2 separate regions of the Homo sapiens genome follow, and region 1 is linked to region 2. A link is a loop called in an ENCODE intact Hi-C map of the cell type or tissue named here. Cell type or tissue: GM12878. All regions are shown on one strand.

What was found. A loop is a pair of places that touch in the nucleus more often than their neighbours do. Peaks named below come from ENCODE experiments on the same cell type or tissue, not always from the same donor. Only the 100,000 strongest peaks of a DNase experiment are listed, where the experiment ranks them.
Region 1: it touches region 2 in a loop (8-fold over the local background); 5 of 110 quality-filtered maps call a loop at or near these places.

What each region holds. Positions count from the first base shown.
Region 1 is chr6:12,048,390-12,056,389 of GRCh38, forward strand. The region is part of intron 2 of HIVEP1 (HIVEP zinc finger 1); the gene reads left to right. Among named protein-coding and RNA genes, the nearest start is that of HIVEP1, 40 kb to the left of the region's middle. RefSeq lists enhancers at 1,113-1,172, 3,437-3,706, 3,737-3,786, 3,807-3,886. In GM12878, a CTCF peak has its summit at 3,908; DNase peaks (open chromatin) are centred at 1,047 and 3,642; H3K4me3 peaks cover 3,095 bases; H3K27ac peaks cover 5,899 bases.
Region 2 is chr6:11,821,686-11,829,685 of GRCh38, forward strand. No RefSeq gene overlaps it. Among named protein-coding and RNA genes, the nearest start is that of ADTRP, 47 kb to the left of the region's middle. In GM12878, a CTCF peak has its summit at 805; DNase peaks (open chromatin) are centred at 3,496 and 6,636; H3K27ac peaks cover 5,032 bases.

The DNA.
Region 1 (8,000 bases), 230 kb after region 2:
TAATTTAGAATTGAGAAGAGATGGCATACATTTCCAATACTCTACCTCTCTCCAGCAATTCTTGGCCTTCCAACCAATATGCCCATCATCCCACCCCAAAATCTTACCTTTTTTAAAATTTATTTTTTAGTAATCAAGATTCTACTTGTGAGTCACAGAGTATTTAAAAACATGCACAATCTGTTGTTCATGGTACCTGGATACACTCTCTAATTGAAAATTCAACATTTAAGGGCGAATACAGAATGCTTGTTTTTAAAAATACCTTTCCAGTTTAAAGAACCATAGAGGCTAAAACGAGATTGTCTCCTTTTTAGTATTACTCACATCAAAATTATTCAATCTTTGTGAAACTGAGATACAGGCTTGTTTTGTGACCCTTTCTTTCCAGTTACTGGCTCACTTTTGAGCAAAATGGTGAAGCTGTTCTTTCTGCTTGGGGACAGTTTTGTATTATTTTCTCTCTCCTAGTCTGCACAATTCAAACCAAAATCAAGCCTCAGAGTGTTTATGTGGTATCTACTGGGCACACTGGCTGCTTAATGCATTTTAATATGATGTTAGTAAAAGAAAATGTGGAGATAGTTACTCATTGGGCATTATGATGAGATTTTAGATTCCAAAGTCTAGCCAACTCTGGCTTACCCAAAGGAAAATAAAAGAGGTGAGAATACAGCAAAAGGTGGGTGTGGGCAGGGGGAAGAGTATGGGGTGATTCTCCCAAGCCTTTATAACCAGAACATTTATTATGGGGTGTGGGTTACCAAATAACAGGAACACCCTTGAAACAGGTGCTAATATGTTGAAATCTTTTTGGTACACAGAGGCTTGAGATTAATGACATTTCTTATGTCAGGATTCACCTGTTTTTAAGGTGCAGGTAGTGTTGGCAGGCCCCCTCGTGAGCAGCCTTCCTCTGCAGGGTTCTGACCCTCTCTCTTCCTCTCTCTAAGATTTGGCTACTGAGTGGGTCAGCACCTGGAGAAAGGGGATCTGAGTGGTGTTTTAACCCCTCAGGGAGCTTGTGGCGTGACAGCACTGGCTTTCTGTGTTCGGCAGAGTGTGTGAGACCTTGCGCGAGGAGGTGACCATCATGCCAGTTGCTCTGCCTGATCGGATGTGTCTCTTTAAATGACTATACGATATTAAAGTTAAAGGAGGGCTCTTAGATATTTAGATTTTGTCCAGTTCTCTGTTCACAAATCAACACAAATAATCAAAGAAGGTATTTTTCTGTCTGCTTGCTCAGATAATAAATGCTATTTATATGTAGAAAGAAAGATGGAGGGATGATTTACAGATGACTCAAACTTATTTAAAAACAAATTTGTGGATTTCCACTAATAAGCTTATACTTTCATGGCACACTTGAGTAGTTTTTATTAAACTTCCTTTTTCTCGTATGCTCTATTTGGGATTTCAACAATTTTTATTATGTAATGAGGGAATATTTTTGTTGTGAAATTTTTCTTCCTTTTTGATGTAACTGTTAGAATTTGATGAACTGGTTTGTAACATTAAAATGAAGATGAAAAATTACAAGGTATTCACCAAATGAATGTCACTTTCTGGGGTGTTGCTGGCGATGATATGGGCTCTCTGGAGCATATATATCCGGAGGTGCTCAGAGTCTGCCCCTGTTGCTCCTAAGAAAGACAAAGCCTCCTATCTGATCAGCTTTGTCCATGACTCTCTAACTTGTTCTTACACTGACACCATTAACTGCCCTAAATGCCAGGCACCTACTCCGCCAGCCCAGTGGAAACAAGCCTGTATTAGTAAACCGCGATTGGGTTTAGAATTGGGACTGTTCCACATGCTCTCTACTTGCCAGATAAGCCTTAGCATCCTCATCTGTGAATAACGAGAGTTCATGCCTGCCACACATGGGCACTGTAAAAATTAAACACCATCGGCCGGGTGCGCTGGCTCACGCCTGTAATCCCAGCACTTTGGAAGGCCAAGACGGGCGGATCATGAGGTCAGGAGATCGAGACCATCCTGGCTAACACGGTGAAACCCTGTCTCTACTAAAAATTCAAAAACACTAGCCGGGCGTAGTGGCAGGCACCTGTAGTCCCAGTTACTCGGGAGGCTGAGGCAGGAGAATGGCGTGAACCCGGGAGGCGGAGCTTGCAGTGAGCCGAGATCACGCCACTACACTCCAGCCTGGGCGACAGAGAGAGACTCCGTCTCAAAAAAAAAAAAATAAAAAAATTAAACACCATGGGTCCAGCTGGGCGACTCCCATCCTCTCCTCAAGAATCATAAACATCTTTCTTTGCTTTCAAGATTAGCTCTCGCAGTCGGGCCCTGTCAGGCCCCTCCAGACAGTCTCACTGTAGATGCCCTTGCTTTCTAGCCCTTGGCCTGGTGGGCCATTTGCTCATCCTAAGTAGGCCTTTCCTGCTTCCAAGTCTTTGCTCCTACTTTTGGGGGGTCTTAATCTCCACCTATTGAAATGTTCTATTGATGAAGGTAGAAGTGGTGGGAAATGGTATCGGGGAACCACAGGCCAGGCGCTAGGCATGCTCATTGCTACTGGGTTGGCCGTTGCTTCCAGGCCTGTTCAGTGGACGCTGAGTGCATGTGTGTAGCAGATACACAAGTGCATATATATATATATATATATATATATATATGTATATTAAAATAAATATCAGGACGACAGGGTTTTTACTTCACCTCTTGGATCTTATACTTCTGTCTCCTTTCTCTCACAGCGAGAATGCTTGTACTCCTGGAATGGCAGAATTACTTACTTGCTTTGATATACACAGCAGTTCAGACTACTAATGCCAGCACCAATACCACCATTTTTCTTTTGTCATTAGTTTATGTCCCACTACGGATATAGGATTAATGTATTTCACTGTCAGTCATTCTTCTCTGTGTGGTTATGCTACCACCTTATAAATGCAGGGTTCATTTGTCACATTTTATTTTTGATTTTTAGGAGTTTTTATTTAAAATTTTTGTTTTACAATCACAGAAAATATTTACATGACTCCAAAGTAGCATCTAGAAAACAAGATACTGTCAAAAAAGTCCATCTTCTATCTCTGCCTTCTCCCCTCCAGTAAGTAACCATTTAAGAATATTATGTTTTATCTTTCCATTTTTGCCTTTACTATGTGTGTGTATACATAGTGTATGTATGTAAATACTATATAATTAGTGCATTTTATTATTTCACCCTAATTAAATATAATATATAGATAAAATATAAATAGATACAGGTATCTTTACATGTTAACATGCAGTCTAACCATTTTTTTTGTTTCTCGGGAAGGGAGGTGGTGGGGAGGGTGGTACATGAATGGGTATTACTAAAATTACTTTATTAGGTGGGCTGAAGTTTTTATTTGTTTTTGTTTCTTTTTATATAAATCTTTATAAACGCTTATTCACTGTGCTTTTTACTTTTAGTCAGCTTCTCTTTCCATATTTACACTTGTCCATAATTATACTTCAGCAATCTTGGGAGAGAACCTCTGTGGCTTTCTGAAAAATTATTCTTTTATATAAACTTGCCCAGATGAGTTATAGGAGGAACTGTTCTCTCCAGTTTCAAAATGAGTTTACATACTGTGTGGGGGGACTTTCCAACTGAGGATAGCATGTCGTGGTGTGTGGTTAGCCAATACAGAGATCTAAGAGGCTGCACGGCTTTTGCTAACTTGTGAAACATGCCTTTAATTTTAAAAGCAGTCTTTGGAAATTCTACTTCCATTTGTACATGGCTTTAGATGAATAAAGACATGTCTTCTTACGGAATCAAGACCACGGCATATGTATACAGGCAGATGATGAATGTATTGATTCTTTTACTTCACCTTATATTTACTCAACAAGGAGACATCTAAATAATGAAATGCATCTTACTGGAACCACCCAAAGTAAGCCACTTAGAGGGCCACCTAGAGATAGCTTTGTAGAGCATGATGGAATATCTGAGGGTTTTTATTAATACATTTTAACTTTCTTAAACATCATTTAAAAAATTAATGTTCTAAATATACCTCCAATAGTACATGAAACTGTTACAATAGTGTCCGAACCTTATGTGTGTAAAGTTATTTGGTCAGTTTGGAAAATTTTGTAGTATTTGTGAAGAAGGGTACAAGAGCTAACATACATTGAGTATCTACTCTGTGTCTGGTGTGTTCCATCAGTCATCTCTTTCAGGAATTAAAACTATCTTATGAGGCAGATAGCACTATTTAATTTTTTGTTATGAAAGAGGCTGAGACTTGGAGAGTTGGAGTCTCTTGCCTTGTATCATGTACCTAGTAAATGGCCAAACTAGGAATTGAGCCTCAGTTTTGTCTGAAAACAAATTCTTACTGTTCCCAGTGTACCTTGTTACCACAATTTACTTTCTTTTCTTGTCTTAAAATGAAGTCTGAGGTTCTAATTTCACCAGATTAAGACTAGGTAACCATCTGTAAACTAGAAATTTTAATTGATAAAACAATCATTCCTGTGCTTTAAAAATGCAGGCTAAAATGGTTAGGAAATGCTATCTTTTGGAGACTTGTAGCAAATGCTCAGAAAGTAATTTCTTGGGGTTGGGCGGGGATTCTCATCACAGTTTTTAAAATAATTTGATTGTCATTATTGCAAAGCTGTGTAGTTCCTGTAATTGGAGTATTTGCCTTTACACTTCACAGCTATAATTTTCTTCAAGATCGGAAGACTTTCTGAGCAGCTGCTTTAATTTACATCTGTTTTGGGGAAAATATAACACATGTCCATAGTATATGGTGTTCATTATAAAGATTTGCAGTAGACAAGGTATAAAATTATTATAAATATTTCCCAATATGCTGTTCATGTGTGTGTGTGTGTCTGTGTGTGTGTAGGGATATTTTGTGGCATATATAGCCAAATTTTATTTGCTGTTCTTTAAACATTGAGATGTCCTGACTGTCAATTTGTGGTTTGTTTAAAAGAAGAGTGGGATTTTTTTCTAGTCAAGTTAGAAGATAAAGTTTACCAAGGATACAAATAAGAGAAGCAGTATAGAAATGTATTATAAGCCATGGAAAATTATTATAAGAAAACACCATTAATTATAAATTAACTAAAATTTTAGGATATGACAAAAAAAACATAAATAGGTACCTGTGAGTCTTAAGGGGCAAAAGACTAATAGAAATATTCTGAGGCCCTGTGGAGATGGTGTGGGGGAGTTCTGAGTCCATAGCCCTAGGTAAGGGCAGAATTGATTCCATGTCTTGACTGAAACCAAAGTGGAGGTGGGATAGGGGGATGCTCTGTTGGGGGCTGTGTACTGCTTAAGCTAGGATATATTTGGAGAGAAAAGAAAACATTAATTTTCCTTTCTCAATCATAGCAAACCCCTTCCCCCACAAAACAGAAATTGACAAGAGAACCCTAGAGATAAATCTGCCAAGCTCTGTTATATGGTGGCTTTCAGCCCTTTTCCAGAATAAATAGGATGAACATCTTGGTACATAACGTATCTTTTACTTAAGGTCATTATTTTTTTCAATAAAGAATATGACAAATAGGATAACAGAAAGGGAACGTACATTTGATCCTTCTCCATGTGGAAATGTGAGCTACAACTTGTTAGTATCAGAAACGTAGGTTATCTTTCCCTTCTCCATTTCAAATAGTCTGTCATATTTGAAAGCTAATAGCTTTCAGGCTCGCATTGCCCATAACTCTCAGCAACATATAAAACATGCCCACTCTGTGTTTATTTACTTTAATCTGTCAATTGTGATGCCAACTCAAGATATTTGGGATTATTACATTTGATTCACTCATTTGCCTGATGACTCTGCAAATAATTGGATTGATACCAAGGTTTATGCTGTGGAAACTATGGTATGAAAAACAGTATATAGTCTATAGGTATATTTACAAGAAAACATACACTATATGTTTGTTTCAGAAAATTTGGAAGATCCACATACAGAAGTTATAGTCACTCATAACTGTACCATCCAGAAATAACTACTATTAACAATTTGATATCTTTCATTTATATGTATACATATGGATATATATGCATATACCTACATATGTATCTAGACTATATATACATGCACATTTACACACATATACATATGAATATATAACTACACATGAATTTTAAAGCACAGTTGGCATCATACAGTATATCTTTTGGGATGCTCCCCTTAATATTATCTATTACTAGTATTTTTCGGTGTCATTAAAATTCCCTATAAACATCAGTTTCAAATGACTGCATAATATTGTATCACATGACTTCACCATAATGAACTTTTTTTGCTGTTATTAGTTTGTTTCCATTTTATTTGGTTATCGTGGAACCTCTTTTTTCACTTTTCTGATTAACATACATGATTTCATGACATAGCATATTATTTGATGTTGTGCTTCTTGCTCATTAAAAAATCTGAGCATTTGAGAAGAACCTAATTCAGGGTTGTGATATTCATTTGTATGTTTATCCTGAAATACTTCTAAGGAAAAAATTATCTACATGTTAAATACCCATTTTAGAAAGTTACCTTTGTTAGCTTCAGTTTGATCTACTTTCATTCAGTTTCTCGTGAGATGTAGATTGTCTTCTCGCTAGGTAGTCAGACTTCTGTGCAGAACAAGATGGGCAAGTTCCTGCTCTTGTAGAGTTTACTGCCTAGTGGGAAAGTATAATACTAAGTAATTAATACATTATTATAGAATTATACTTGCAATAAACATTACGAACCTAAAGTTATAGTATGTTTTTAGAATGTATACTTGAGGAATCTAAACAGGAAAGAAAATTCTTCAGTTAAAATCATGATTTTCAGTGGCTCACGCCTGTAATCCCATCACTTTGGGAGGCCAAGGCGGACGAATCACGAGGTCAGGAGATCGAGACCATCCTGGCCAACACGGTGAAACTCCGTCTCTACTAAAAATGCAAAAATTAGCTGGGCATGGTGGCACGTGCCTGTAATCCCAGCTACTCGGGAGGCTGAGGCAGGAGAACCCCTTGAACTAGGAAGTCAGAGGTTGCAGTGAGCTGAGATCCGCCACTGCACTCCAGCCTGGCAACAGAGTGAGACTCCGTCTCAAAAAAAAAATAAAAAGTCATTATTTTGTTATCTTTTTTTGTTTCTATTTAAAATAGAAAACCACAATGCCTCATCTGACCAGTTGGCACAAACCGGAGGATACAATATGGACATGGTATTTATATGTTTTTCTCTCACCAATATCCAGTTTACAGGAGAAGAAATCTTTAATCCTTTTGGTTGGATATTTGATTTCTGAGCTGGAATTTTTTTCTAAGCTAGCAAATTTCAGGATACAAATTGAGTTATTTCTGCCAGCATCCTGGATTGGAATCATGAGATTTCATCACTATGATTAAAAGAGCCTTTCCCTGCTCACAAAGCAAGTTAAACAAAATCAGCAAGATGATGGAGATAAACGTGCTTGGTCCATAAAGCCCAAGACAAGTGTTCTATTAAGCTAGTGCTGTTATAAAGTGAGCACAGGGAGATATGGAAGGCTAGTGTGCATCATTTTGGGGAACTGTACTATATGTAATATTCGTGCAAAAGATGAGCTGTTATTTGCTCCTTTTATTTTATATGCGCTTGCTCAGCACCTTAGGTAGCAGAAGTCATATATTGGATTAAATGGCTCTAGGCACTTGTTCTAGGGGCCCTAGTTTTATCCTTGATCTGGTAAAAGGCTGGAATAGAGAAACTAAGGTTAAAAAAAAAGATTAATGAAGAAGCGGAAGTGAAGAGTCTGGAGCAGAAAATAAGTTTAAATGTCTTTGGGATTTATTTGGAGGTGAAATAGGATCAATAAATTACTAGTGTGTTACTGGGCAATGTGAGGTTTGAAGATGAAGGAAGTGTCTTGAATGTACTTACTATGTTGTATAGAGCCTTAGACTCGAGGTAGTATGATGTTCTTAAGGAAAAGTGGAAAGATTAATATTAATAATAATAATCTGTGTTTCCTTCAGTCGAATTCAT
Region 2 (8,000 bases):
CAGGATTTGAAAATTTTATGTGACATTTCTGTCTTTGGTATCGATTCTCAAGGAAGTGTAAAAATAAAATCATTCTTTATTCTGTGACTCAGTTTACTGCTTTTACAAATGAGCACATTATATGGCAACATTCTTCGCACACAGCCTTGAGAAAAGCAGGCCAGTTGTTCTCCTTTGCTTATTTCCTTTAGAAAATCATCAATCATCGGCTCATCAAATCCCCATCCTGCAGAAAGCAAGTTCTCAGCACATGGTTGTTGCATCAAATACATGGAGAGCAAGCGGCTTTGTGCTTGACCTTTTGAGATAAATGCTAAGTGGGAATCCAAGGAGCAACTTTGACAGGAGCTAGTATGGGAAGAAGGCTAGAGCATGAAAGAAGAGATGGCAAGCTGGGGTCTGGGCTGATCCAAGGCTAGTAACTAAAGAGATCATAGGGAAGGAGAAGAGTGTTTTCTTTGCCTTTTTTTTTGTCTTGTCTTGTCTATTAGAAGATATAAAATTGACATTTTATGAGACACTGATAATATTTTAAACATTTATTTCAAAGATTCATCTCGTACCAATTCTAAGTTGCCTGATAGTGTGTTGCTGTTGGTTGACTTATTTAACTGAGTAGTATTACAAATATTTACTTAGTTAACTAGAAACTGAAAAGGACCATTTTTTTTAAGATTTCCTTAGTACTTTTATTTCCATTCACTCATTTATATAAAATAATTTTATTGAGTAGGAAGCTAAAAATGAACACTGGATATGAGGTGGCTGTGATAATGGGACTTGCAGTTCTTGGCTGTAGGTGGCATAATTGACCCAGAGCTCCACGATTGCACTTTGAAATACACGACCACATTCTGCCAAGGATGTGCGACGGTAGGCAGCCCACATCCCAAAGCCCAAGGCTACGCTTCCCCTGGGCTGCCCCTGGCCAATGGCTAAGTGTGGCAGGGACATAAGGCAGGCTCTTTCCTGAAAGACAAGGACTTCCTGTGATGGGAATCATGGTCCAAGGACTGCCCTTTGAGAATCCAAGGATACTCAAATCTCTTCTCTACAATGGCATAGTATTTGCATATAACCTCATCCTGTACATCATCCTGTATACCTTAAATAATCTCTAGATTACTTAAAATACCTAATACAATGTAAATGCTATGTAAATAGTTGTTTCACTGTATTGTTTTATATTTGTATTTTTTTCCAAATATTCAATCCGTGGTCGGTTGAATCTGCACATGCATAATCCGTGGATATGGAGGGTCAACTGTACTTTCTTAGAACCACACTGCAGTCTAAGACACTTGTTCCCAACCACCCTTCCCTCCTTCCATCTTGTCTCACCTCTGAGTTCTAATGGCCCTCAGCCTCCTCTGCCTTTCTCCCTGCCTTTCTCCCAAATCTCTTTCCCCTCTAAATCTGCGTGTCTCCCTCTTAGAGAGTCCAAATTAGCACAGGGTAGGGGAAGAAAACTAGTCATTTATCATCTTGCTGAGTTCTTACAGGGGCCTACAGGATCTACAATCTGGCCCCTGGCTCCTAGGGGGGAATTAGTGTTAGAATAATCCTAATCACTAGATTAAAGCTTTCTGTACCTTTTCCCAGGAGACGGTTTGACTCTCCAAGGTCAATGGTGTTGCTGACCCGGTACCCTTTGTCCTGGATGGCAATATGAAAGTCTTCTTAGCTTTACCCTTTGTAATCTCTTTTAACTTTCACTAAGGGCATTTTCCTTTTGACACATCTTTACTTTAGATGTATCATCACTTTGGAGCCATATAAACCTGGAATAAGTTACTTAAACTACAGGAATCTTAATTTCCCTGTATATAACTTGGGAACAATAATAATATCTATGTTGTACGGTCATTCATTATTTGTTCGGTAAATATGTATTGAATACCTACTAGGCTCCAGGCATTATGCTGTAAAGAGAATTAGTTAAAATACATAAAGCATGAAGCTCACAAGTTGGCTTATATTAGTTGTTCAATAAATGATACTATTACTGATTTGTTGTTATTTTTATTACTGGCATGATGATTGAATTGTAATTCTGCTCTTTAATCTGAGAAATATTTTACCTTTTTATGGTAATTTTTGCATAGATGATCTTATTCATTATTTGCTATTTTTCAAGTTTAATCCTTAGAATCTTAAAACCCCATTTCTCCCGGTTTATCACTCTCTCTTTACATTCAAATTTCTTGAAAGAATTGTCTATACAGCCTGACTCCATTTATTTACTTACCTTCAGTTAGTCCTCAGCATGCTCTAATCCAGTTTTCTACCTTCATCCTTCCCCAAAACAACTTTATCGTAGGTCATCTATGGGCTCCTTGTTGTTTATATGCATTAGCTTGGGCTGCCATAACAAAGCACCAGAGATTGGGGGGGGTTGAACAACAGAAATGTACTGTCTCGCAGTTCTGCAGGCTGGAAGTCCCAGATCAAGGTGTCAGCAGGGTTGGTTTCTTCTGAGACCTCTGTTCTTGGTTTGTGTCTTTACATGGTGTTCCCTCTGTCTGTGTGTGTCCTGATTTCCAGCACCTTGGGAGGCCAAGGCAGGTGGGTCATGAGGTCAGGAGTTTGAGACCAGCCTGGCCAACATGGTGAAACCCCGTCTCTACTAAAAATATAAACATTAGCCAGGCTTGGTGGCGCAAGCCTGTAGTCCCAGCTACTCGGGAGGCTGAGGCAGGGGAATTGCTTGAACCCGGGAGGTGGAAGTTGCAGTGGGCGGAGATCATGCCACTACACTCCAGCCTGGCAACAGAGCGAGACTCCGTCTCAAAAAAAAAAAACAAAACAAAAAAAGCCCCATCTCCAAATACAGTCACATCGGGAGTTAGGGCTTCAGTGTATGAATTTTATGGGAAACAATTCGGTTCACAACATGCTACTTACTTTTTTCCTTTGCTTGTTTTACTTGACCTTACAGGGTAATTCGAGAGTACTATCCACACTTACTTTCTTGAAACCTCTTTTCTCTGGATTTCTGCAACCCTGACATGTTCCCAATTTGTCTCTTATTCCTCTGGAAAAGGAGACCCTTTTTCAAAATTATCTTTCACTTTCTGACAATTAAATCAAATTGAAGTTTTTCAAGATTTTAACCTTAACTTCTTCCATTCCACTCTCTTTCTAGGTGTTCACATCCATCCAGATGGCTTCAGCCTACGTAGAAAACTCTTGTTTTTTATGTGGAGACTAGAAATGTTGTCTTGACCTTTCTATGCATTTTCCCCTGTCTGGAATATAACAGACATTGAGAAAAACAGAGGGTTTTTTTTTTCCTATTCAGAATGATTGTTGTATTGAAACATATTTACCCCATAAAATCACCTGTTATTCCATCGTACCAATACATTCGTAGGAGGGAATTTCCAGACTAATCGCAGATGAATTTGTGTGGCCCTTTACAGAGCTGACCCACATGTGTAGCTGTTCTTGACATGAAGGTGGTGGGGCAAGAGGGGAAATTCCAAGCTGCAGAGTACGTGAAAACAGTTTTTTAAAGTTGACTGCAATCTCCATTGCAACTATTCTGTGGCTCTGTCATTGTATGACTAAGGACTCTGATGCTGCTGCCACACACTGCCAATGGGGAATTTTTGTAGTCTGAGCTAAGTTATTTCATTTGCTAGGCTATGGTGAACAGTTTCAAGATATTATAACTCTCTTGATGTTAGATGTAATTATACAGATCCTGAGATGGTGCATTACCATTACCAATTAGAAATGAAAATCCGGGAAGGGTGTGAGGATGGAGGGGGAGTGAGGGATGAGAAATTGCTTAATGGATATAGTATACCTCACTCAAGTGATGGTGACACTAAAAACTCAGACTTCACTACAATATATCCATGGAACAAAGCTACACTTGTACCTCTTAAATTTATACAAATTTTTCAAAAAAAAATGAAAGGGGTAAAATTCAATCATTCATAAAGAATGGGTGTGTTAAGTGGCTACACCGGGAATCAAGTATAGTGCTAGTGAGTGGAGAGGCGGGGAAAATGGAGGATGGGAGGGTCCCAGATACAAGCTCCTCAACCTCATCAATGTCATGATTGTGCCTGGACCAGCCCTGTTCATTACAATCAGAATCCCTCCTGTGCGTCTTGGACATAAGCCTTAGCTAGCTGGCCAACCTCAGAACAGACCCTGCCCATGTTTGTCCCAAGGCAGCCTAACTCCATTTTTTATTTAGATATGCAATTCTGGCCATTCAAGCTTCTTTCACCAGGAACTATTTAATTATATGCATTCCATGTTCGTCCTGAGGTAAATTAGCCTAAGTGATTATTGTATCAAACCCTCCAACTAAATTGTGCTCAAGGACATCTAACCTCTTAAATGTTATATAAATGAACATAACTGGACTTACATAATTTTTAAATAATGCATGATATTTGTACCTATTTGGGGGGGTACATGTGACTTTTTTATATACGTATACAATGTGTAACGATCAAATCACAGTATTTAAGATTTCCATCACCTCAAACATTATCATTTATTTGTGTTGGTAACAATTTCAAATCTTCTCTTCTAGCTATTTTGAAATCTACAATAAATTATTGTTAACTACAGCCACCCTATTATGCTATGGAACACTGAAACTTATTCTTTTATCTAAATATATATATATATATATATATATACATTTTTAATCTATTAACCAAACTCTCTTCATCCCCCTAAAACACACCCTTGCCAGCCTCTGGTAACTATCATTCTAATTTCTACCTCCATGAGATCAACTTCTAGAGCTCCCACATGTGAGTGAGAATATTGGATATTTGTCTTTCTGTGCCGGGTTTATTTCACTTAACATAATGACCTCTGGTTCTACCCATGTTGCTGCAAATGACAGGATTTCATTCTTTTTTTGTGGCTGAATGGTACTCCATTGTGTATATTTACCACATTTTCTTTATCCACTCATCTGTCTGTGGACACTTAGGTTGATTCTGTATCTTGGCTATTGTGAATAGCGCTTTAGTAAATATCCAAATTCTGCCAGGCTCATACCTGTAATCCCAGCACTTTGGGGGCTGAGGCAGGAGGATTGCTTGAGGCCAGGACCAGAGCAACATAGATAATGATAATGCTTGAGATCAGCCAGGGCAACGTAGACAGATTCCATCTCTACAAAAAACAAAAAAAATAGCCAGTTGTAGTGACATGCCTCTGTGGCCCCAGCTACTCAGGAGGCTGACAAGGGAGGATCACTTGAGCCCAGGAGTTCAAGGCTGCAGTGAGCTGTGATCGCACCACTGAACGCCAGCCTGGGCGACACAGTGAGACCCGTCTAACAAAAGAAAGAAAGAAACAAGGTGTAGGTATCCCTTTGATGTACTGATTTCCTTTCCTTTCGATAAATACCCAGTGGTGGGATTGCAGGATCCTGTGGTAGTTCTGTAGCACCCCCGGGTGGATATGGGGTATGTCAGTGGTACTCCAGGCATGTGGGGTGCGGGGGTGGTTAGGCCCCAAGGCAGGGTGTAATCTGGCGGGGGATGGGCTCCCCAAATGCCACTGCACTGCCACTGCTTGGGTCCCAGGGGTGTGTAGGACCCAGTGTGAACCCATCTTTGGAACAATGCCTACTGCAGATGGCTGTCTGTACTAGTCTCAGAGCCCCCAAAGGCCAAGGGGCTCTTCTGCGCCTAGGAATGTAGGAGTCCGCTGTGCTTGTGTGGACCACTGGGGCCTCTCACTTACCTTCTCCCCCAGCCAATCCTGGCTGCCTGGCTGCTTTGCTGCCCTCTCCTTCCCTGCCCCCAGGGTCCCTTGTCACTTTCCTGCTGAATTCTAGTGTGGTCTCCGACAGGCTCTATTCAACGTGCGTTTTTCTACTCGCGGTTTTGGTTCTTTGTGGAGGAGGCCAGTGCTGGGCGCCTCTTGTCGGGCATCTTGAAGCCTCGTCCGCGCTGATGTATTTATATTCTTTCCATGGCTCTAACTCAAAATAGTTCCAGGAGATATTGGTTGATTTCTTGGATTTTTTGTTTCTTTCTTTTTGTCTAACAAGTTTAATTTTACTTAAGAACAAAACGGGCCAGGATCCGTGGCTCATGCCTGTCATCCCAGCTTTTTGGGAGGCCAAGGCAGGAAGATCACTTGAGTCTAGGAATTCAAGACCAGTCCGGGCAACACAGCAAGACCCCATCTCTATAAAAAAATAAAAAGTAAAAGAAGGTAAAACAAAAACCAAAAAAAAAAACTCCACAAAACTTAGAAATCTCCCTCTCCTTAGGTGACAGAGTTCCCTTGTGTTAGCTTCACCCAGTATGTGTGAGGGAACCTCGCCCCACCTTATCTAAAGCCTTAGGATAGGGACAAATGGGATTTCCAGATATGTGCCCAAATCAGTGCAAAGGGAAAACCTCTAACCAGTAAGAATGATGGGGATACAGATACCTTATGTGACTTTTCTTTGAAGAAAAAGGTAAAAGGAACAGTTTCACCTATTTCAAGTGCAGTTAAATGTGATCCAGGAAAATGAAGGTGATTCCTGTGCTAGAATGATTTGTCCCTCCCATCTCTGTCCCTTTTCCCACAAATACCTATGTATGTTTTCTGTATATGGGGCTACCACTGAATTTAAAAGGCACTTAGAGAAGTGAAGACTTCCACAAAAGAGGAAATGAAAGAGGGATAAAAATGAACTTCTGATTTCAGCTGAACTCACCCAGATGGCAAAGAGAAAAAAAAAAGGTGACAATTTTGACCTCAGAAAGCAGTATAATAGTAAGAAAAGTCAACTTGAGCTCAACTCCAATTTCCTATTTGACGGCTAAATAAATGTTAAATGACTTTGTAAATATTTTTAAATGAGTGGTTTTGGAGTGGGAGTGGTGAAGAAAAAAGGGAAAAGAGGTTAACTACCACACATAAAACAACCAGTTCATGCAGCCTATGGCCAATTTTTACAGCTGGATTCTTATAAACTGCTTGAAGAATTGGGCGAGAGACGGGTTTATGATGTTACCATGGCAGTCCTGCAGTTTTTTGACAAAATATTGTGACACTAAAGCAGATGTACTGTGGGAGGTAGACATAGTGGTTGCGACAAGTATGAAGGAATTTAAGACCCTCACTAAATATTTCAGCGAAGAATGTCTCACCGAACTGCCACAGGATTTAATTAGCTGTGGAGTAAGAGGTGAAGGGTTAATCCAAGGTCAATGTGGAGGACAAGGAAGCCCCTGACACATGCAGCTATTTGATATTTGCTGAATGCCACATTGCAGTCAATTGGAATAGTAAATTAGCCTAGCAGGAGAAAGAATAGGAACTTAGTTTCTTTAAATCAATTGGATATGATGGTGTTCAATTATTTAATTTCCATATGCGTTTCTCTGAGCTTCTTTCTGTCAATCCAGTAATTTCTTCTGAAGTGTTAAAAGTGCCTGCCAAGCAAGGAAGACGTATACTCCAGCTTTCAAAGTGAGAAACAATTTGATTGAGCTCAATTAAGAACAATTGAATTGTATTTAATAGTGTTTGGTGTCTATATTTGCCTCTTTATACTACTTCAAATGTTTTGTTTTGTTTTGTTTTTCTCATTCACGGAGGAGGGGGGGAGAAAAAGCTGTCGGGCTGACATTTTTTCCTACCCACAGAATTCAGAGCAAGCTTGTTTGCTTGAATAGAACAAACTCCGAAACCCTGTCTAGAATAAAGGAAAATTTCTCAGGCATATTGAGCACCTCAATCATTCGTTAATTGAGTCAACAAATATTCCTTGAGCATCTGTTATGGACCAGGCATTGTGCAACGCACTGTCTTCCCACCAATCAAACATAGAAACCCGATAAGTTGGGATATAAAACAATGGCATCTCTTCAAAGGAAAGCCCTCAGGTGGGCAGAAGGTATTCTCAGTCTACTAACTCAGAGTGATTAAACTGTTGATCACCTCTGTAACAAATCCAAGTTGCAGAGAGGTTAACTGATTTGTCAAAGATAACCAGCTACTTTAGTATGTGCAAA